Regions from separate parts of the Homo sapiens genome. Here region 1 is linked to region 2. The links are chromatin loops, found by intact Hi-C in ENCODE. Cell type or tissue: Caco-2. All regions are shown on one strand. Region 1 has its middle 21 kb from the start of FAM95C. Region 2 overlaps ANKRD18A (ankyrin repeat domain 18A).

What was found. Peaks named below come from ENCODE experiments on the same cell type or tissue, not always from the same donor. Only the 100,000 strongest peaks of a DNase experiment are listed, where the experiment ranks them.
Region 1: it touches region 2 in a loop (13-fold over the local background); 1 of 110 quality-filtered maps calls a loop at or near these places.

The regions. Positions count from the first base shown.
Region 1 is chr9:38,522,688-38,526,687 of GRCh38, forward strand. It overlaps the pseudogene FAM220BP. Among named protein-coding and RNA genes, the nearest start is that of FAM95C, 21 kb to the right of the region's middle. In Caco-2, no CTCF peak of the experiment used is centred here; no DNase peak of the experiment used is centred here.
Region 2 is chr9:38,581,559-38,585,558 of GRCh38, forward strand. All of the region lies in intron 12 of ANKRD18A (ankyrin repeat domain 18A), which reads right to left. Among named protein-coding and RNA genes, the nearest start is that of ANKRD18A, 37 kb to the right of the region's middle. In Caco-2, no CTCF peak of the experiment used is centred here; a DNase peak (open chromatin) is centred at 2,423.

The sequences.
Region 1 (4,000 bases), 59 kb before region 2:
GAGATCATGCCACTGCACTCCAACCTGGGCGACAGAGGAAAACTCCGTCTCAAAAAAAAAAAAAAAAAAAAAGGACAGGACTGACTGAAAACATTTTTGAACAAATAATGGCAAAAAACATCACAAACATGGTGAAATACATAAATTCAAGGAGATAAGATAACCACTAAGGGGTCGTGTCCAAATGAATCCATGTCCAGATACACCATGACCAGATTTCCGAAAACTCGAAAAAACCAAAGAGAAATGCTCTATTCTCTATATGAGGACAATTCCCGTGACATCAGAAACCATGGATGCCAGAAAGAAACTTCCATAAGGTGTTTATTTAAAACTACTCAAATTCACTAGGATTATAACCAGGCTCTGTTACTTACCCACTGTAGACTTCAAGCAATATTCTGAATCAGAATTTCATTTTCTTTATCTTTAAGAGGGGGACTATAATTACAGCTACTGTAATAGATGTGTGAGAATTGATATAGTACTATATACATAAAATGCCAAAGAGCGTGTCTGGCTAAGACATGTTAGCTAATATACCATCATGATCCTCAACAACCACAAAATAACAGTAACTTAATACACTGTTATAATTCACTGGAGCACGTCCCTGTTTTGTGCATTCCTCACGCACAGAGACTTGGAAAGGGGAGGCTCTTACCAAAGGGAAGTCTGCTGTTCTGCAGCCGCCTCCTCACACACACAGAGCCTTTGAGAGCAGGGGCCTGGAGGGGAATAACAGAGAAGGTCCCCAGATATAGGGAAGGATCCTGGAACTGACCTCCCCACACCAGCTGTCATTATCATCGCAACTGCAGTCTCAGTGACACTGTCTGCAAAGGGGTGTCTGACAAGGTCCCAACAATTAAGGCCCTGTCAATGAAGTGAAGTTTTCCCACTGACCCACCTGGAGTAACCTGAAAGGCACAGTGTCGGCATCTGCTCAGCACAGGATCAGCCTCTGCTCAGCATGCCTCCTGGGACCAGGCCCTTCACCATTGGGCTCTATGGGCTCTAAATGGAACCTAAGAGATGATCTGTTCCCAGCATTAACATTTACGAATGAAAAAACTGAAATTTATGGATAACGAGGAAAGTTTCTGCAGCCATTTGTGGCAAATCTAGCAGTGAAGAGTCTTCCAGTTGCCACCCCTCATGTCCCTCTTGTTTTCATCGCTCTCCACAGAGAAGAGAAACACACTAGGGGGAAAGCCCCTCTGCTTCCCCATCATGCCCACTTTCATCCCAAACCTCTGTGTGTTTTCATTCTCCCCAATTCAGAGACCTTCACTGAAATTTAAAATGCTCCTTCAGGCGGGGTGTGGTGGCTCACGTCTGTAATCCTAGCACTTTGGGAGACCGAGGTGGGTGGATCACTTGACGCCAGGAGTTCGAGACCAGCCTGGCCAACATGGTTGAAACCCTGTCTCTACTAAAAATACAAAAATTAGCCAAGTGTGGTGGCACACACCTGTAATCTCAGCTACTCAGGAGGCTAAGGCAGGAGAATTGCTTGAACCCGGAAGGTGGAGGCTGCAGTGAGCTGAGATTGAGCCACTGAACTCCAGCCTGGGCAATAGAGCAAGACTCCGTCTCAAAAAAATAAAAAACAATAAAAAATAACATAAAAATAAATAAAATGCTCCTTCAAAGATCAAAGCACAACAGGCACTCCCATAACTGAGGAACAAAAAAGTAGGGAAGAAGTGTTCATGCTAATGATTAGGGAATATTCAGAGGAAGGATTCTACCCAAATAGGAATGCAACTATGATGTTTTAGAAACAGAGAGAAATACATATAAACCAGATAAAAGAACCCATGAACTTAGGAAATGACATAAAGAAAACTTTAAAATCCTAGAAAAAATATGAGGGTGATGGGAAAAAGAATTAAGTATTCAAAAGCTGCTAAATGTTACAAATTCAATTTATTGATAGAATTGTAATCAAGGAACAAATATGTTATAAAAAAGATATTCTGAAATTCATTTAGAGTAATAAATAGGAAAGTATAATCAATAAGTTATGTTGGAAAAGTTCATCATGAAAAGATGAAAAGTTCATTCATGAACTTTCGTATATGCAATGCATTTCATGTAGTAATAAAAAAGATAAATAATTAAGTTACGAGCATAGAAATAACCTGATAAATAAAAGAAATAGAACACAGAGAAAAGAAAATCATTATATTATAAATAAAAATAAAGTACCTGATAATTTGATGCTATAAATTTGGTGGAAAATTTAGAATAATTTACTGAACGGTGTTGTGGAAACTAGGTAATTATTTGGAGGCTATAAAGTTGTTTGACAATTTTTACACACAAACAAAATAAGTTCTAAACAGCTGGACAATTAATTATGTTATAATAGAAATTTCATGTTTTTTGAGAGGTCTTAGGATTTCTTAAGCAAATCAAAAAAGGAAAGAAAGAGGCCACGCGTGGTGGCTCACGCCTATAATCCCAGCACTTTGGGAGGCTGAGTCAGGCGGATCACTTGAGGCCAGGAGTTCGAGACCAGCCTGATCAACATGGTGAAACCTGGTCTCCACTAAAAATACAAAAATTAACCAGGCGTGGTGGTGCACTTCTGTAATCCCAGCTACTCTTGAGGCTGAGGCAGAAGAATCGCTTGAACCTGGGAGGCAGAGGTTGCAGTGAGCTGAGATCGTGCCACTGCACTCCAGCCTGGGAAACAGAGTAAGACTCTCTCAAATTAAAAAAAAAAAGAAAAATTAAATGAATTAAATTAAAATAATTAGAAATTCTTCATGCATAGCACAGCATAGTTTAAAAAAAAAAAAAACTAGAAAAATATTTAAAAATACATGAGAAATACAAGGTTAAATTATTACATGGACCGTTTATAAATCAATGGCTAAAGACAGGATTCACAGAAATAAAAAATGAGGAATATATGAAATTACTTGCAATGTCATGTTGAAATGAGAACATTTTGTAACACTTTATGCCTATCAAATTGGCGAGGTAACATTTTAATTTACAAATCTGCTGTTGTAAAAATATAGCAATAAAATTATACTTTTTTCTTTTACTATTGGTGATTCACTTGTTGTGGAGTGCAACTTGGCTACAGGCTTCAATATTCTTAAAGTGTTTTATACCCGCTGATCCCCCAAATTCAAGTACTAAAATGTAATTGCCGATGTGATAGAATTAAGAAGTTGGGCCTTCAGGGAGTGATTAAGTCATGAGGGTGGAGCCCTCATGGATGGGTTTTGGGCCTTTATAAAAAGACTTGAAAGGGTGAGTTTGTCCCGTTCCATCCTTTCCACCATGTGAGGACACAGTGTTATGCTCCTCTGGAGGATGGAGCAAAAAGGCACCATCTTGGAAACAGAGAACAGCCCTCACCAGACATCAGTCCTGTTGGTACCTTGATCTTGGACGTCCCAGCCTTTAGAACCATGAGAAATCAATTTCTATTGTTTATAAATTGCCCGGTCTGTGGTATTTCGTTTTGGCAGCAGAAATGGACTAAGACAATCCCCCAAATTGTTTTTTAATATTCCAAGAAATAATCAGAAGCACAAATAATGACTTAAAATAACTTGATAATTCTATTTTGATGAAAATAATAGGCAACACACAAAATAGGGACATGGTGTAATGAGCTATAATAGTATATTATGTTGCTATTATTTTTTGTTATTGTTGATGATGACGATGATATATTAGCTTGCAAATTTTGTTCAGTGCTGGGAATTGTTTTCAGCATTTTATACATAATAGGATGTCAGTTCTCATACACCCAATGAAGTAGATATAAACCCCTTTAAGGATCAAGGAAATGAAACTCAGGGTGCTTAAGACTATTCCTTAAAATCACATAGAATGTAAAATGATAGAGGCTGGATACAATCACAATCATTTTGACTGTTGTTTGTTGAATGCTTTTTGTATAAAATTTTTCAAAAACCAGAAATGCAGAAAAAATAAGAAGGTATGAACCAGGCGGCGGCTCGCGGAGGCG
Region 2 (4,000 bases):
TTTCTCAATGAGGAAATAAGGAGAAAATTATGGAATGACTTTTACTCTTCACAGAAGTAAAATAAACACAGCATACTTTGAGTGTTAAGACATCAAATGCATTTTCTCCTTTACCTTACTTCACGTTTGTTTGCATGGAGAAGTTAAGACCATCCCATCTCTGTATTATACCGCAATGCTTCTCTATAGCACACAACTTGGCTCTGAAATTTTGAAATTCAAAATACTAATCTACTATTTGTCTCTGATAAATTGCCTGAATATTACCTGATTTTTAAGTGCTGCACTCCTAAAACTTTTTCTTGGAATGAGTTAAACTTTTTATTCCAAGAATCCTCTACTGAGCTAGAAAGCAGAGCTGTGCATCTCTGTTTCAGTAATAGGAGGTCAATACAGAAACCGTGGTTTCTGAGAATGCAAGATCTGCACCAAGAAAAGGATTAGCCACAGTGTTACACAAGAGAACAAGATGCCAGGTGGAAAGAGGATCTGTGAACTGAAAGATGATGACTTCACTTGATTTCCACTGAGGAAAGCTGGCAGCTCAGACTTAAACTCCTCCTTCCTGGATGGTAAACATCTATGGATGATTCTATGAATTATAATGAGTTAGTAAAACATAAGGCACTAAATAGTAGACTATTTCAGCAGATACTGCGACCAAAATTTACTGAAAATGAAACTATAGAGGGAGGCACTGGATAAGAGACTAAAGGTTCAAATGGAGAAAAAAAGAAATAGTGTGTCTCGTAAGCCTGACTTGCCATCATGTCTTAGAGTAAGTAAGGTATAAGCTGGCCACAGACTCCTTTGAGACACAAAAGGTGAAGTTAAAGATATTCTACTACATTTAATTTTTATTATGACATAAGACAACTGGTAATATGCAACATGATTGAAAAAATTTTCTCAGTAAATTCAATTTGGTCCTCGTATAAGAATAGACATAAACTAAGAATTGATAACCTAAAAATAAACCTGCACATTTACAGTCAATTGATTTTATACAAGGTAACAAAAAAACAGAATGGGAAAAAATAGTCTTTTCAATAAATGATATTGGAACAACTGGGTATCCATGTGCAAAAAAAATTACAAAGTTGGACTCTCACCTAATACCATATTTAAAAATTAACTCAAAACAGTTAACTGTAACAGCTAAAACTATAAAACTCTCAGAAGAAAACATTGGCATAAATCTTTGTGACTGCATTTGGCAGTGTTTTCTTAGCTATGACTCCAAAGGAAAAATGGATTCAATGGACTTCAAAATTGAAAACTGCTGTGCCTGAGAAGACAGTATCAAGAAGTGAAAAGGCAAGACACTGAGTAGAAGAAAGTATTTGAAAAGTGTATATCTGATAAGGGACTTACATATATAGGATATATAAAGAACCCTTGCCATTCATAAATAACAAGATAACCCAATTTAACAAATGGGCAAAGAATTTGAATAGATATTTCTGCAAAGAAGATATAAAGACGGATAATAAGCACATTAATAGATGCTTAATGTAATTAGTCATTAGGAAAATGTAAATCAAAACCACCTTGTGGTATCACTTCACACCACAGGACCAAATCTTTGTTCAATAAAAAAGAGAAAATAAGTGTTAGGAAAAATGTAAAGAAATTAAAGCCCTTATCCAATGCTGCCGGGGATGTAAAGTGGTGCAGCCACTTTGGAAAACAAACTGTCAGCTCCTCAAAAGGTTAAGCATGAAGTTACTGTATGACCCAGAAATTCCAGTCATAAGTATATACTCCAGAAAAATAAAAACATATGCAAGCACAAAAACTCATACATAAATGTTTACAGCAGCATTATTACTATATTTTTTTTGAGACGGAGTCTTGTTCCGTAGCCCAGGCTGGAGTGCAGTGGCGTGATCTCAGCTCACTGCAACCTCTGCCTCCTGGGTCCGGGTTCAAGCAATTCTCCTGCCTCAGTCTCCTGAGTAGCTGGGATTACAGGCACACACCACCATGCCCAGCTAATTTTTGTATTTTTAGTAGAGACAGGGTTTCACCATGTTGGCCAGGATGCTCTCGAACTCCTGACCTCGTGATCCACCCGCCTTGGCCTCCCAAAGTGCTGGGATTACAGGTGTGAGCCAACACACCTGGCCTACAGCAGCATTATTAATAAGAGTCAAAAAGTGGAAAGAACCCAAAGGTCCATCACCTCATGAATGGTTACATAAAATGTTTAATGTATCCATACAATGGAATATTTCTCAGCAATAAGAAGAAATTTAGTACTGATACTGATAGAAGCAGGAGACAGCAAAATGCCTAGGCAGATATGGAAGGGTCCCCAGAGAATCTCCAGGCCCACAAGTGTCTACACCAGATAAAACGTCCGGTGCAGATAAGGGAACCTGCACAGGGGCTTGCCTGGACTTGCCAGCAGCAGACTGGAGGCCCACATGCACTGGGGGGATGGGGTGGAGCCACCAGGAATTCACGCCTTATGCAGAGGAGGAGCCTGGCCTCTTCAGCTCCTGTGTGCCTGTCCTGGTATTCAATTGTGAGGTGGAAATCTGTTTGCAGGACCCCTCTCTTTGCTGAGAGCTTCCCTTTCACTTAATAAATTCTGTCCTTCTCACCCTTCAATGGGTCCACATGGCTAATTTTTCCTGGTCATGAGAGAAGAACCCAGATTTGGCTGAACTAAGGAGCGAAAGCCCTGCATCAATACCTGCTACAGCACAGATGCAGCATGAAAAATTATGCTAAGTGAAATAAGCCAGTCCCAGTCGACCACTTGCTTTTTATTTCAGAGGCTTATATGCAAATCTATACAAAGAAGGTGGGTGGTTCCCTAGGGCTGAGGGAGGAAGGGAAAACTAGTGAAGATAGCTAAATGATGTGGGGTTTGTTTTTAGGGTGATGAAAGTGTTCTAAAATTGATGTAATGATGATTACATAACTCTGAAAATAGTAAAATTGAATGACTTGTATATTTTAAATGAGTGAATTGCATGGTGTGTTAATTACTTCTCAATAAACCTGTTACACCCCAAAATTTATTTGGTACTAGTGATCTGGAGACATGGGCTGCTTCGTTTCAGATCACTGGCCAGGGTTCAAGACATAAGAGAATCAACAGCACATCTTTTGTAAGGAAAAATATATACATACATATATTTTAAAGTATCTTTTTATTAGTATCAAGTCTGTAAAATTAAATGAAAAATCTTTCACTGCTTAAAGCACTGAGAGATTTATATTGAGGAGCAAGACCTTGTATTCTTTTGCCCCAGTTTCTATCTAAAGGGTCTGGGAATCACACCCTTCAAACAATCAAATCTCATCAGATGGGTTTTATTAACTCTTATAATGTGGTTTACTTTCTAACCTGATTCTGGTACAGCATCACAGAGAGAAGAAGCTGAAAAAAATCAAAGTTATTTTACCCCCAAATATATATTTTTTGACATATTTTGAAATGGCTGTTGCAGGGCCAAGAGATTGAAATGGCAGTACAAAGCTGCCTTCTGTGGGGGAATCTGCATCTGTAAGAAGTCTTCATTAATGTAGCCCAATCTCTCCCCTTCTAGGTCTTCCCAGATCTAGGGAAGATTAACTAAGATCCTGATGCATTTCAAGTCTGAAAAGATATATTTACCCTCTATTTTCTCTGAGGGCTGCCAGCTAGGAGGCTTCATCTACATAATAAGAACCTTAACCTCCATAATGACCTTATCTTAATTAAGGCCTTCCTTTATACCTATTTCCAGTTTTAGACAACAGATTTTCTTTATCAATTGTCACCTAAAGAATCCTTAAAACCCACCTATGACTTGTTAGCCCCTCCTTTTTGATGTCCCACTTTTAGGCTGAGCCAATGTATGTCTTCCTCATATTGATTTATGATTTTCCCTACAACTCTGTCTGCTGGAAATGTACAAAACCAAACTGTAATGTGACTGTCTCATGAAGCATTCTCAAGAGCTCTTGAGATTGGGTAATCCAGGGCCACAGTCACCATACTGGC